Linked DNA regions of Homo sapiens: regions 2 and 3 are each linked to region 1. Evidence: chromatin contacts called from ENCODE Hi-C or POLR2A ChIA-PET data. All regions are on one chromosome and are shown on one strand. The core of a region is the stretch at or near the end of the contact, and the rest is flanking DNA. Distances in the headings are between cores, read along the strand shown.

Evidence for each region. Hi-C counts contacts between places; a loop is a spot of excess contacts on that map. ChIA-PET counts read pairs that join two places held with the same protein, here RNA polymerase II (POLR2A). Pooled maps may share reads with other maps.
Region 2: a map of PC-3 shows a loop between it and region 1 (4-fold over the local background). The contact joins the enhancer-like site here to the promoter of CCDC149 in region 1. A Hi-C loop is called at or near these places in 16 of 168 maps with a recorded cell type or tissue (Calu3, IMR-90, PC-3 and 11 more), 1 of 37 single-sample maps with no recorded cell type and 24 of 50 pooled maps. POLR2A ChIA-PET finds 5 or more read pairs at or near these places in 2 of 52 experiments (MCF 10A and WTC11).
Region 3: a loop to region 1 is called in a map of endothelial cell of umbilical vein, with 2.8 times the contacts of the local background. The contact joins the enhancer-like site here to the promoter of CCDC149 in region 1. A Hi-C loop is called at or near these places in 1 of 168 maps with a recorded cell type or tissue (endothelial cell of umbilical vein). POLR2A ChIA-PET finds 5 or more read pairs at or near these places in 2 of 52 experiments (PC-3 and PC-9).

What each region holds. Positions count from the first base shown.
Region 1 is chr4:24,910,475-24,914,968 of GRCh38, reverse strand. CCDC149 (coiled-coil domain containing 149) reads left to right here and starts at 1,927. Exons shown (of 13, transcript NM_001395273.1): 1 at 1,927-2,152. The coding sequence starts at 2,105.
Region 2 is chr4:24,475,616-24,480,109 of GRCh38, reverse strand. It overlaps LOC124900681 (a long non-coding RNA gene), which reads right to left. Exons shown (of 2, transcript XR_007058077.1): 2 at 1,775-2,110. Among named protein-coding and RNA genes, the nearest start is that of MIR573, 42 kb to the left of the region's middle. Within about 2 kb of position 1,994, at least 2 of the 41 ENCODE cell types and tissues checked have a DNase peak (open chromatin) inside an H3K27ac peak, as active enhancers do.
Region 3 is chr4:24,555,983-24,560,476 of GRCh38, reverse strand. DHX15 (DEAH-box helicase 15) reads left to right here. Exons shown (of 14, transcript NM_001358.3): 4 at 4,067-4,226. Among named protein-coding and RNA genes, the nearest start is that of DHX15, 26 kb to the left of the region's middle. Within about 2 kb of position 2,581, at least 2 of the 41 ENCODE cell types and tissues checked have a DNase peak (open chromatin) inside an H3K27ac peak, as active enhancers do; they include PC-9, where a contact is called at or near this core.

The DNA of each region.
Region 1 (4,494 bases), core at 678-3,177:
TTCCCCAGGATGAGTGCTGCAGTTGTATACAACAGGCAGAAAACCAATGTGCTGACTAGTATACTGGTTCCTTTTCTTAGCTCCTGGCCAGCCAGTCCGTTGTAAAATTTTCTTTAGATTATGATGCCAGGGACTATTGCTTTTTGAAGGGCTGCCAGGGAGAGTTCAAGCCATTCAGGCCCTTCATCAGTTGTGTCACCATCCATTTCAGTTACCTGTTGATACCTAGCAAATCGCCCTAAAACTTAGTGGCTTAAACTACAACTACTTATTTAGTATGTGATGCTGTGAGTCAGCTAGTTGAGCAAGGCTCAGCTGGATGGTTCTTCGGCTGGTCTCAGCTGGGCTCACTCATGTGCTTGTCATCAGCTGTGCGGGTGGGGGTGGGGGGGCGTGGAGGGGGCGGCAGGCAATGGCCTCACTCACACATCTGGTGATGGTTGACTGTTGGTTGGGAATCCTACCTTAACCAGCAAGCTATTCGGAGCTTATTTACATGGTTTCCAAGAGCAGAAGCAAGAGTTAAATCCTAATGCACAATTGCTTTAAAAGCCTTTTTTTTTCTTTTTTTTTTTTTTTTTTTCTGGTAACACATGTACAAACGTTGCTTTGGTCAAAGCAAGTTACATGACTGAGCACAGAGTGAAAGAGACAGTGGCAGGGCAAGGGACAAAGAAGGGGAATGATTGCTGCCATTTTGCAAACAGTCTATCATGTGCAAAACAAGGCCAAGAACAAACTTTCAAGGTGATACTTCATTCTTAGATTTCCAAGATGCTAGAGCCAGAAGTCCTAGTTGAGTCCCTGTTTCTCCACGTTTCAGGCCTCAGTTTCCCCATCTAATAAATGAGGATAACATCCATTTCACAGGGTTGATCCAGGATCAACAGGGGCTAAAAATTATAAATAAATGTTGGTAATGATGCTTCCACAACTGTACAATGGGTTCACAACTTCTCAACCTACTTGCTCATCTCCACACACAGCGTTTCTGCGAGTACAGAGGGCTCACTATTGATAGTGGTCCAAGAGGGGATTTTAGGTGTCACAGGAACAGCACCTTGAATACGATTGACTTATGTGTGTGATTCACCTTCCCTCTGTCATTCTCTTTCAGTCTTTCCTCTTAGGAGAAGTCTCAGCTTAATGCCAATGCCTTCCCCTTTTGCTAATTATTTTATTTTTTGTAAAGAGGGGGTGTGTCACTTTGTGGCCGAGGCTGCTCTTGAACTCCTGTCCTCAAGGGATCCTCCTGCCTCAGCCTCCCAAGGTGCTGGGATTACAGGCATGAGCCATGGAATGCCACCAGTGCCAATTTGTCTTTGACACCTCTCTCAACCCATGCTAACCATCTCCCTCAGAGTTTTTGGCCCTATTTAGAATTGAATAATGCTTTATTTTCAATTTTTACATTTGCTTTCTATTAATGACAAATGATACGTTAAAAAATATATAAGCAAGCACTAATAGTTTAAAAAACAATGCTAAGTATATAATAAAACGTGGTTCATTCATTCTTGCGTTCAACAAATATTCGTCCAATAAATATATGTAGAGCATCTCCTATGGGCCAGGATCTTGCCAAAGGCACATCTGCGAACCAAGGAAACCCCTGCCCTCGGGGAGCTTGCATTCTAGGCGTGGGAGTCGTGATGGTGGTCGGAGAAGGACTGGATTTGGGGATTTGCTTCTTGCGGGGGACACAGGCCTGCCCGTGGGGCCCGCCTCCCGCGCGGAGAGCGCTGAGGGGTCCGGAGTGACCTGTAGGCTGAGACCCTGGCTTCCCCTTGCCTAGAGGCCGGGCAGGAGGCGCGGAGCCCGAGGTCGCGGGGCTGAGGGCGCGGGGCGGGCCCGGCGGGGCTCGGCTGCGGCCCGGGCTGTGTCTGCGGCCCCGGCGGCCGCGCCCCTCCTCCCTTTCCCTCCGGCGGAGGCTGACGTGGAGTCAACAGCGCTGGCGGCCGCGAGAGGCGGCGGCGCAGCGGCTCGGAGGCGCCGGGCCCTCTCGGGGCCGCGCGGGGCCCGGGCGGCGGCGGCGACGCGACGTCGCGAGGAGGAGGAGGCGGCGGGGGTCCAGGAGGCCGGCCAGCGCATGGAGGAGGAGGCCATGAACGGCGACCGGACTGAGAGCGACTGGCAGGGGCTGGTGAGCGAGGTGAGGCCGCGGCGCCGGCCAGGCGGGATGGGCCGGGCCGAGCGGCCGCCAGCCCCGGGCCCGCGCCCCCAGAGAGGCCGAGCTGGGAGGGACGAGAGGGGGGCGCGCACTCCAAGTGGCCGCGGCTGCCGCACCCGCGCGACCCCGCCAGGTGCGCCGCTCCTCCTGCACTTTCGGGTCTGCGCGGGCGCCACTTTCTTCCGCGCCATCTGGTGTCAGCCTTTGGGGAGGGGCCTTCCCCCCAAGGCAGGGGTTGGCCCTGGATTGGAGGCTGAAGCCCTGGGATCCGGGAGCAGAAGGTGCCAAGCCCCACCTGCCTGCCCGCTCGCCACTGTTGTGGAGCCAAACAATTGGACGCCTGGGACTGAAACGGGAAGGTGGTGCCATGGGGGAGAATCCGAGCCCTGGGGTGGAACCTGGGCCAGGTGGAATTACCTGCGGCGGTGGTTCGAGTTGGGGGAGTTCGGGGGTCCGCTGCAGCCGTTCACTCATTCACTTGCTCAATTCAATCAACACGTGTTTACTGCAGGCCTACCATGTGTAAGGTGGGGAGGGGCATTTATCGAAAAAGTGAAACACAGGTGCAGAAGTGATTCGATTTGTGGAAGCACAGAACACCGTGTCCCCCTGCCCTGCGACTCTTTTGTCATAAACATACCCTGGGGGTCCACTTTCAGGATCCTATGCTGTTTGCTCTTCAGTTCCCCCTAAGAGTTTGCCGGCCTGCCGGGAGAAGCTGCCGGCCTCTCCAGGTGAGAGGGAATGCGGATTTCTCCCTCTCACCTGGAGGCAACCAGGTAAGTTGCCCTGGTTTGCCACCATTTGTGGGGGCAATTCCTGGTGTTACTTACCCATGCCGGGGAATTTCTCCCTTCTGAGAACCAAGCTCCAGCCAAGGCCAACTTGGGGCTTCCTTTTCTTTAATCCTGTGCACACAATGCAGAGTGTATCGGTTTGCTCTTTTCCTTTCCTTGTGGGTTATGGGAAGGGAAACCCTCTACTCCCTCACTCCTTTCATCGTTTTCTGGGTCTCCAGGTCAGTCTGATAATAGTGCTTCATGCCCAGTGTGTGCAGAGCGTTGTGTTTCTGAAGAGGAATGACATGCGGTAGCTCCTGCCCTAGTTTAGTTTGCTCAGCATTGGTCTAGTAGTTGAAAGCTCTCCTAACTGTCTGGTGTTATGATCCATTGTATTGCAGCCTGGCTCCATCTTCTCAAACTGTCAGGCTTTATGTTAAGGGGCAGATCCTCTGGGGACCTTGTTTCTGGTCCCATCAAGAATCATACTTAGTAGTCAAGGAGGCTGGAGGTAGTTCTCCTTAGAAGTCCAGTGTTAGGCCCTTAAATAGCAGCAGAATCTTCACTACTCCAACAATTGCATATCAGGTGCCTGTTAGGAGTCAGTACATTGTGAGGTGCTTGGGATTCAGTGGTGAATAAGACAAAGAACTCCCCTACCCTCAAAGAACTCCTGGGGGTTTCATGATATAGTCTGGGAGGAAGGTCATACCGTAGACAGTGAGAGTGAACTAAAGGATGGAAAGGCTTCAAGTGCTAAATGGCATGGGGTGCCCCTCAGTTGGCTGGGCTTAACCTTCACCTTGCCCTGACCACATTATTGTAACAATAGGCTTCCTCACTAGGCCGTGTGCTTTGTTTGGTTCTTTATTCCAGGGCCTATACACAGAGCTCTGTATGCAGCAGGTGCTCGAAAAATGCTTGTTGAATAAGTCAGTGAATCCTGAAGTAGGTCCTTCAGGAGTTTTCCTGCCCATCCCAGCAGAGTTTCTCCAGAGTAATACCTCCTTAACTTCACAAACATGAGGTGGGCACGTAGCCAGGGGCCATGGGGGAGGTGAAAATGGGTCTAACTTACTTCCCACCTTAATAATAACTAATGACTATTTTTTGAGTGCATCCTTCATATTAAGCATTTTACATGGCCTCATATTCACAATGACATAAGGTAGGAATTCTTTCTTATTTTACAGATAAGGAAACAGTGGCTCAGACAGGCTAAGGAACTTGCACAGAGCCTCACATCTGGTAAGTGGAAGAGGCAGGATTTGAATCCTGGTCTGTCTGACTCATTGCTTGAGCCTTGCTTGTCTGAGCCTTGCTAGGCCACACTTGCTATTTTAATCATTGCTCATCTGTCTGTATCTTCTGCTAGATGGCAGGCTTCCCAAGGAAGGAGACCATGTCTGATTCAACTTTGAGTCCGCAGCAAATGGCTTGGTGTTTCTTAGAGTATGGCCTACAGATCACCTGCATCAGAGTCATTTTGGGTGCCTGTGAAAAATTCAAGTTTATGGGTCTCTCCCAAATTTACTGTAGTGAGTT
Region 2 (4,494 bases), core at 745-3,244, 430 kb after region 1:
CTGAACATAGCGTCTGCTCCTTAAAGACAAAAAAGTGGTCACGTACCCTCTATCATGTTAGCCACAGTGCAGAGAACATAGTAGGTGCAATGTGGATGACTGCCATTTTTGCCTGCTTGACATCCAATCATCATTCTCCCAAAAGTACCAGATACACAGACTGTCCTCGAATTTTCCTCTGGGAAGCTACGTCTTCTTCAGTCTGTTTATTTGCTTTGGTGTTATGGACTTCTAGAGCCAAGGATGGGCATGAGACTCAAGCCTGGCCAATCACAGAGCATTGCATCCCACTGATTACCATAATTAATGTAAAGATGGGAACATGACCCAATCAGAGCCAATGTTTTAGGATCTAAGGATTTTTGACTGGACTGTTGAGAGAGAGAGAGGGAGGGAGGGAGGGAGGGAGGGAGAGAGAGAGAGAGAGATGCACATCTATCTCATCTGTCTACTCTCTTTCTGTTAGGACCACTGATACAAAGGAAGAGGTGAGCCAGTTATGTTGGAGGCTCCATGTGGAATGGAAAATGAAGTCAACCCAAAGGCAAGCAAAGCCAAGAAATTGGGTTGTTGACACTGTTTGAGATTTGCATAGACCAGCCTTGCCTGAAAACACCCCTACTCCTGGGCTGTTCAGTCAGGAAAACCATTAAAGTTCTTAAAAATTTTTTTGTTTTGTTTTAGCCAGTGAAGTTGGGTTTTTGTCACTTGCAACTGAGTCCTGACTAATACAGAGGTTGTCCAGAAATATCTCCTGATTGGGTCATCAGAAAAAGGGCAAGAGTTGAAGGTCTTAATTCCCTATTTTCTCCCTTCCTTTCCTTTCCTTTCCCTTCCCGTCCCTTCCCTTCCCTTCCCTTCCCTTCCCTTCCCTTCCCTTCCCTTCCCTTCCATTCCCTTCCCTTCCCCTTCTTCCTTCTTCCTTCTTCTTCCTTCTCCTTCTCCTTCTTCTCCTTCTTCTCCTTCTCCTCCTTCTCCTTCTTCTCCTTCTTCTCCTTCTTCTTCTTCTTCTTCTTCTTTTTCTTCCTCTTCTTCTCTTTTTTTTTTTTGATAGAATCTTGTTCTGTCACCCAGGTTGGAGTGCAGTGGCACAATCTGGGCTCACTGCAACCTCCACCTCCCAAGTTCAAGCGATTCTCTTGCCTCAACCTCCTGAGTAGCTGGGATTACAGGCACCCACCACCATGCCTGGCTAATTTTTTTTTTTTTTTTTGGTATTTTTAGTAGAGATGGGGTTTTACCACGTTGACCAGGCTGGTCTCGAACTCCTGACCTCAAGTGATCCACCTGCCTCAGCCTCCCAAAGGGCTGAGATTACAGGCGTGAGCCACCGTGCCTGGCCTTAATTCCCTATTTTCTTTTTACACTTTCTCTCACCTCCACTCCAGCCTTTCACCAAGTGATCGAGACATGTCCAGACATTTAATGATTTGATGCAACAAACAATTCAAATACAGCTGAGATGTTTGCCTCCATGAGAGTCAAAAACAAACAAACAAAGAAAATCAAGATGTACCCTGATCAATTACTCTGTTAAACAAATTGGCAGCTGCTTCTGGAAGGGAAGAGACTCCCAGTGAGGGCCAGGCAATGAAAGGATGTGGCTCTGAGCTCTGTCCAGCCATAGATGCTATTTGCCACTGTACAGCATGGTGGTTAAGAACCCTAGCACATATGGAATTAGGGTTGTATGGATCTGAATATTACTCCACACTTGTTAGATGTGCGATCTTGGCCAAAATGCTTAACTTCTATAAATCAGCCTCAGACTGGCTTATAATGAGGAGACGTTTATTGGCTTACACACTTAGAAAGTCCAGGGAGGTGTCTAGCTTCAGGTTGGGCTGGATCCAGTTACTCAAAGGATCTAAGTCAGGAATCTGCAGTGCTTCCTCTCAGGCTCTCTTTCCTTCTGAGCTGGCTTCATTCTTAAGCAGCTGGGTTCATTCCGGTGGGAGTCAAATGGCCTGGAAGAGCGCCAGGCTTACACATTCTCCCAGCCTTGCTCTCCCAGCAGAGAGAGCACGCCTCTCTATGGCTCTGGTGAAAATCTCTATGGCTCTGGAGAGGCAGAGCTCTCATCCGGTCACCTGGGGTCCCCTGCACATCCCTGGAGTGAGAAAGTGAGGTCAGATCACTGAGACGGGGAAGGGAATGTTTCTCAAAGGAAGAGCAGGGGGCTGTTCCCAGAAGAGGGAACCGACACTAGCTGGGTAAAAACAACAGATGCCACTCCTCACTCTCAGACTGTGTTCTCCTGGGAGAAACTGGAAATGTAATCGTTCCCACTTCATAAGGTTTTGGTAAAATTAAATGAGTTAATGTTTGTGTCGCAGATGCTGTTGGTCCCAACTCAGATCCGCACAACCCTGACCATTTCCACGCATGACCATTTCCATGAATTTCCCAGATTCCATCAGCAGCAGCACCCCGTTGCCCGAGGACTTACTCTGGCTGCTAGACCCCACTTTGCCTGTGCTGGCCACAGGTGGGATGTGCCCGGGAGTGACCAACACCTAGGAGTAGCCTTCCACTGAGGAGCTGGAAGATCAGCAAATACCCCAGCCCCTCACACTTCCAGGAGGGTCAGTCTAGACTGTGCATTCCACACTGCCTCCCAGAGGGTCCCAAGCAGAACTAAACTCTTCTTACCCAGAGTTGCACTCCTTACAGCCTCCTCCACTTCTTTCTCTCATTTCTCCTACTTCCTTACCTGTGTTTCCTAGGGTTACCTCCCAAATAAACAACTTGCACTCCAATCCTTTTCTCAAGGAAGCCCAAAGCAAAAGAGATTGTTATGTGCTGTATATCATGCCTGGCACGTTAGAAGCATTCACTAAGTTATTTGTTATTATTACTGCTGTAGCTGTTTTGAGGTTCATTTCTTCTTCAGTTTCTTTTCTTGATTTTTTTTTTTTTTTTGAGACAGTGTCTCACTCTGTCTCTCAGGCTGGAGTGCAGTGGCATCTCAGCTCACTGCAACCTCCACCTTCTGGATCTAAGCGATCCTCCCTCCTTAGCCTCCCAGGTAGCTGGGATTGCAAGTGTGCACCACCATGGCTAATTTTTGTATTTTTAGTAGAGACAGGGTTTTACCACGTTGGTCAGGCTGGTCTCAAACTCCTGACCTCAAGTGGTCCGCCTGCCTCGGCCTCCCAAAGTGCTGGGATTACAGGCGTGAGCCACTGCGCCCGGCCCTGCCTCAGTTTCTTTTTGCATTAACTGTTGCACCCTCCTCCCTGGCCTTGGCATCACGTGTTTTCCACAAAAGGTAACTTCCTCTTCTGTTATACATTCCTTTTGCCCTCCTGACATTTCCGTGTCTCACAATTTCTTAATTTTAATCTTTCCCCAGGGTAATTATGATTTCGATGAGATGTAAACTTTTAAACAGTTTCAAAGTAATAGTGGCAACCCCAAATCCTAATAGACCAAACACTTGTTGAGACTGTAAACTTCTTGAAGGCAGGAATGATATTGGTTTTCACTTTGCCTCAAGTTAACACGTGTTTGCATTCAGAATGCTTTTTTAAATAAGACAAATTAACAGACTTAATAAAGGAAAGAGATGGAATGAAATCGACTTCCTCTGTACATTACATCTGCTTCCCATCTGCAGTTTTAGCCAAAATGATCATTTTTTATTCACATCTACAAGAATTTGGCCTCTTGCATCTGCAGAGCTGAGCAGTCATTCACTAAATGACACCCTAGTGGTACGAGAGTGTTAATGCACCTCATTTATAAACAAGGAAAACACCCCACATCATCTGGACTATTAACTAATTTCCAATACAATATTAATACAAAACTTATTTCTTGGGCGGAAAGTATTTATGAATAAAGATGGATTTGTCACTAATAGGATGATATCAGTTCAACAAATTCCATATTTTCAAAGTGACAAATTGTGACTTGGCAATATGATAGGGGAATACATGCAGAAGAAAGTTTGGTTTGTCTTGAGAGAAACAACCACAGCGGATCTGGAAATCAAAAGCTTTCTGTTTTGGGTTTCCATCTTCAGACTTCTGAATACTGCACAGCAAGGAGTTGGCAAGGTGGCTGGAGTGATCTTTTCTCAATGAGCTTATGGCTCCCTCTGCTTCCCAAGGGGCTGTCTCCATCTGTTCTGGGCCCCGGTGAGGGTAGGGGGTGGGGTGGCAGCTTGTTTTATGTTGCTGAGAACTAGCAAACAAACCTCCAGGTTACTGTGGTGATGCCAGGTGAGCAAATCTATCAAGGAAGGCAGAATTCTTTTGGGGTGACAGAGCTGCCAGGGAGAGGGGTAAGCAGGGAAGGAGGCATTTTATCAGAAAACTATTCAGGTGGCCGTCTTTGGGGGCTTTCCTGTTGAAAAAAGAAAGAGCTGGAGACTTGAGGGGAAACAAACGTTTGAGGCTGGAGGTGAGACTTTTATACAGTGTTCCCCTGTTTGTGCCCAGAGGAGGTTCTTTTAAACCTGTTCCTGCCTCTTTATCCCTGGATGCCTCT
Region 3 (4,494 bases), core at 1,332-3,831, 360 kb after region 1:
GAATTAACCACTTTTATGATGTCCAGGTTTTGCATCATACCCTGCCCAGTGTTGGTTTAAATAATTTAATCCATGTATTTTACTATTTTGTTTTTGTTTTAAACATTTAACCAAGCTGGAATTTTACTGGGGAGGGATCATAAGCTTTGAGGTAGGGATTTCTGGTTTTCATTTTATAAAAATGATTTTTTGCCTTTCTTAGGCTTAGTTTGTAATTTTTTGGAATGTTTCATAAAATATATATACATATATATAAATACAAAAATATAAATAAGTAATATATTTGCAGGATGTAATGTTTTACCATGGTTTGTTCAAATCAGAATTAGTGATGTGTTAGGTGTCGTCATCTTGCTGAGATCATAGTTGGCAGTTGGCTTGTAGTTATACTACGCCATCTACATGTGCCTGTTGCAAAAAAATACTTAAGCTAGGTTGATACTGTTCAGTACATGGGGTTTTTGGTATATTTTATTAAGCAGTCACAGTTGAAAAGCTGAACTGTTACTTACTCCAAGGATGTTTTTGCTACTTTAGACATCTTTAGGTAATCTGCTTCTTGTTTAATTTGATTAATTTAGACTAGTGTTTCTTAAACTTTAGCAATCATCAGAATCACTTGAAAACTTGTTAGAGCAGATTGCTATGCCTCACCTTCAAAATTTCTGATTAAGTAGATCTGAGATGAGACTCAAGTTTTGTAGTTCTTACTAGTTCCAAGGTGATGCTAATAAATTTTTAAGAGCATCTCTGCCCTAAAACAGTTGGAAAACACTGTAGATAGTAAGGCACCCAGTAAAGTGTGGAGTTTGGCTATCCTGTGGCACTTTTATTAATTCATCATTGAAACTTCAAACTTAAAATTTTACTATTGTGACTCATTCCTTAGCCTGGATAAATATTTCATTACTACTAAGAAAGTTAGTAAAACTTGACTCTTACATAAAGGAAAATGGACTGTAGTTTTTATCTCCAGTGCCTGATTCTGCCTTTCCTGAGTTCTGTGTCAAGTTAGTTTTTTGTTGTTAAGCAAAGGGTTTCATACATTTAACAGTATAGCAAATCGTCAAGTACTGTTTCTTTTTTTTTTTTTTTTTTTTTAGTGGCTTAAAATTGACAAATTCATTCTCTCACAATTCTGAAGGTCAGAAGTTCAAAAACAGTATGTTGGCAGGTTAGTTCCAACTGGAGGCTCTAAGTGGCAATAGTCTTTCATGATTCTCTCCTAGCTTTTGGTGGTGGCTAACAGTCCTTAGCATTCCTTGGCTTGTAGCTTTGTAACCACAGTCTCTGCCTTCATCTTCACGTGGCTTTCCTTTTGTGTTCAAATCTCCCTCTCTTTACATTTTGTAAGGATACTGGTCATTGGATTTAGGGCCCACTCTTAAATTCAGGGCGATCTTGTCTGAAATTTATAACTTAATTACTTCTGCAAAGACCCTATTTCTGAGTAATGTCACGTTGATAGGTACCAGAGGTTAGGACCTGGGCATATCTTTCGAATAGCTTTTTGCTATGAAATTTGTACGTACAATGGGTTCCTTTATCTGGGACTTTGTGAAGAGTGTGTTAATGTAGGAGAGACTTAGGACTGGGAATCAGTACAGTGATACCTAGTCTTAGTAACTGGTTTTGAGAGTCTGGAAAAGTTGACTACGGTTTTTTTCGTTTTCTTCACTGGAAAAGAAGTAAATTTGACTATATCCTTGAGACCTTTGAAATTTTGAAATTTCATTTTTCTTGAAATTATTCATTGTACAAACAGCAGTATCCCATATTAACTGGTGATGCAAGAAGTAATTAAGTGCAGCACCTCATGGAATGGGATCACTGGGTGATGATCAGTATTGAGGAACCATTGGGAATTGTCTGGATGATAGAAGTTTTGGCCATTTAACTAAGTACTTGCAATATGCATAGTTAATAAAGCACAATAAAATATTTCCATTAATCTAATTTATAATATTTATAGTCTGCCATCTGTAACATTTCTTCCCTTAGAAAAATAAAAAGGAATGTCTGTTGGTTAGCTCTGCTCCATATTGTGATTGATTAAAGCTTGAGGAATGTGAGGAGAAAAAAGATCAAAATAAAGAAGGTGACTTTTAAAACTAGTTTTAAGAAGTTTTCAACTTAAAGTCATATTTTATCATTTCTGTGACTTTTTTCTCAAGTTTTTATTGTCTGAAGTTACAATGTGTCTCACAATCTACTGAGGTCTTGTAGTTGGTGGCAGTTTGGTTATTATTGCCTGTGAATGCTTGAACTCGATCTAGCTGTACATATTTTCACCTCAAATAATGTGAATTGTTGGGTCTGTATATACTGAGAGTATTTGCTAATTTAAATGCCTTCAGAAATATTAAATATTACACTATGATTCCATGTTGAAATGAGCACTGAGTATCAAGAGGCTGGGAAATGGAGCAATAGGGTGTAAATATGCTAGTATTTGAGCAAATGTTGGAAGAGTAACCAATCCTTTTTTTTTTTTTTTGCCTTGCAAATCAACAGACCGCTCTATTGAAGCTAAGAGAGGTAACTCACAAATAGAGGAAGCTGTATGTTATGTTCTGCTACTGAGATCATGTACAAGAGTATTGCCTCTCTCGTGTCTGTGATATATCGGAAGACAGGAAAAATTACCAAACGTCCTCAGATCAAAGAAATTTCAAAGCAGCTAAGGGCTATAGTGTTGCTGATTCTTGCACTATGCTTTACTGTCTTTAAGGCACTGAGTCATAATTTAATTGGCAGTGTTTTTTCTTTCCTGGTCTTACATAAAATAACCTTATAGCTAATGCTGTTTGTCCCTCCCAGGAATGTGGTAGTTTATTTTTAAAAATATGACCAAGGACAAGAAGCATAAAGCATATAAATGAGTTAAGATGGATTTGTTTGCCAATAGTTTATGAAATTTAGAATTAAGTTTAGGTGAAATAAAGAGAATTCACTTCTTTTTGTTGTACACTATCAATTTGCTGAACTTAATGCTCCAGCAGATGGCATGAGCTAAAAATATCCAGTTGGTCCATGAAAGATTAGGTTAGACTAATCATAAAAAGAGCCAAAATGGTGAATTCATAAATGATGGCTTCAGATTTTTTAATACCACTTTTAAATCCGTAAATAAAATAATGGGTTTTTATCTAACTGGATGAGCTGTGACTTAAGCATCTAAAGGCATCCTGTGTTTTGTCCAGGTGCCAAAAGGAAGATAGTTGTTTTTCATAGTGACATCAGTAACCAGTGTGGAATGGACAGGAGATAGCTGACCCCTGCAAAGTTATACAATCTTGACCCTTGATCTCATTGCCTTCATTCTTACGTGGCGCCTGTCTTGTGATAACTGGAGTCCATATTAGCAGCCTTCACTTGAGCCATCCCTAACTAAGCCTGGTTTCCCTTTTTGGTTCATTGATCAATCTGACGTCATTTGTTTTTATCTTCCATTTATGTATCAGCATTTGTTTAGTGTTGATGCTGCCCCTCAGTCCCACTTCTTTTATTATTGAATTCCTTTTGTGCTTTAAGATTATTTCTTTGGGGTGGGAGGACTCACGCTTTCAGCCCTTTTGAACCAAGAGCCTGTTGTTAGCTTATTAAGTAAGGAATTGTTAAGGCTTAACAAAAAATGTTTATTTGCATGTGGTAACATTTTAGTGGTGTGACATGAAGCAACTTAAAATGGTTTATTAGATTTTGCGTGTTGAATATTTGTATGTTTTTAAAAGGTTTAAGAAATTGAAAATGACGAATTTTGCCTTGGCATTCATGTGAAACCATGTGATCATTATGTTCCATAATTGGTCATATCATGTCTTCCCAGTACATTTCAGTATTACATTTTTCAAGAATTGATGAAGCATATCTTGTTTCATTGTATACTCTTAAAAGATTTTCTTGAAACTTAATTTTGCAATTGATCATGAAACAGTAGCACATTTGTTTGGGGCAGAAGTTTATTTTTAATTTACCTTATGTCTTTGCATTTCATTTTTGTCACGAAGTTTGGTTTTAAAATGACCTAACGGAACCTTTAACCAACATGTTCTTTGGAATATAGGTATATGACTGATGGGATGTTACTTCGTGAAGCTATGAATGATCCCCTCCTGGAGCGTTATGGTGTAATAATTCTTGATGAGGCTCATGAGAGGACACTGGCTACAGATATTCTAATGGGTGTTCTGAAGGAAGTTGTAAGACAGAGATCAGATTTAAAGGTGAAGTAATTTCTTCTCTCCATTTAACTATATATGTGTGTATGTGGGCATAAAAATGGGGAATACATACTGATCAATAACCAACTGTAAGAAATCACCTGTAAAAGAAGGAACTAGTAAGTACCTTCTTGTTTTGTTTCTGCTTTGCTGTGCTTTCATTTTAGACTTTATTTCTCCCCCTTTATAGTAATGCATTTTTAAGCCCAATCTTCTCAATTTGTAACCCACCTAGTTCTTTTATAATCTAATAACATATATGTGTAACTGT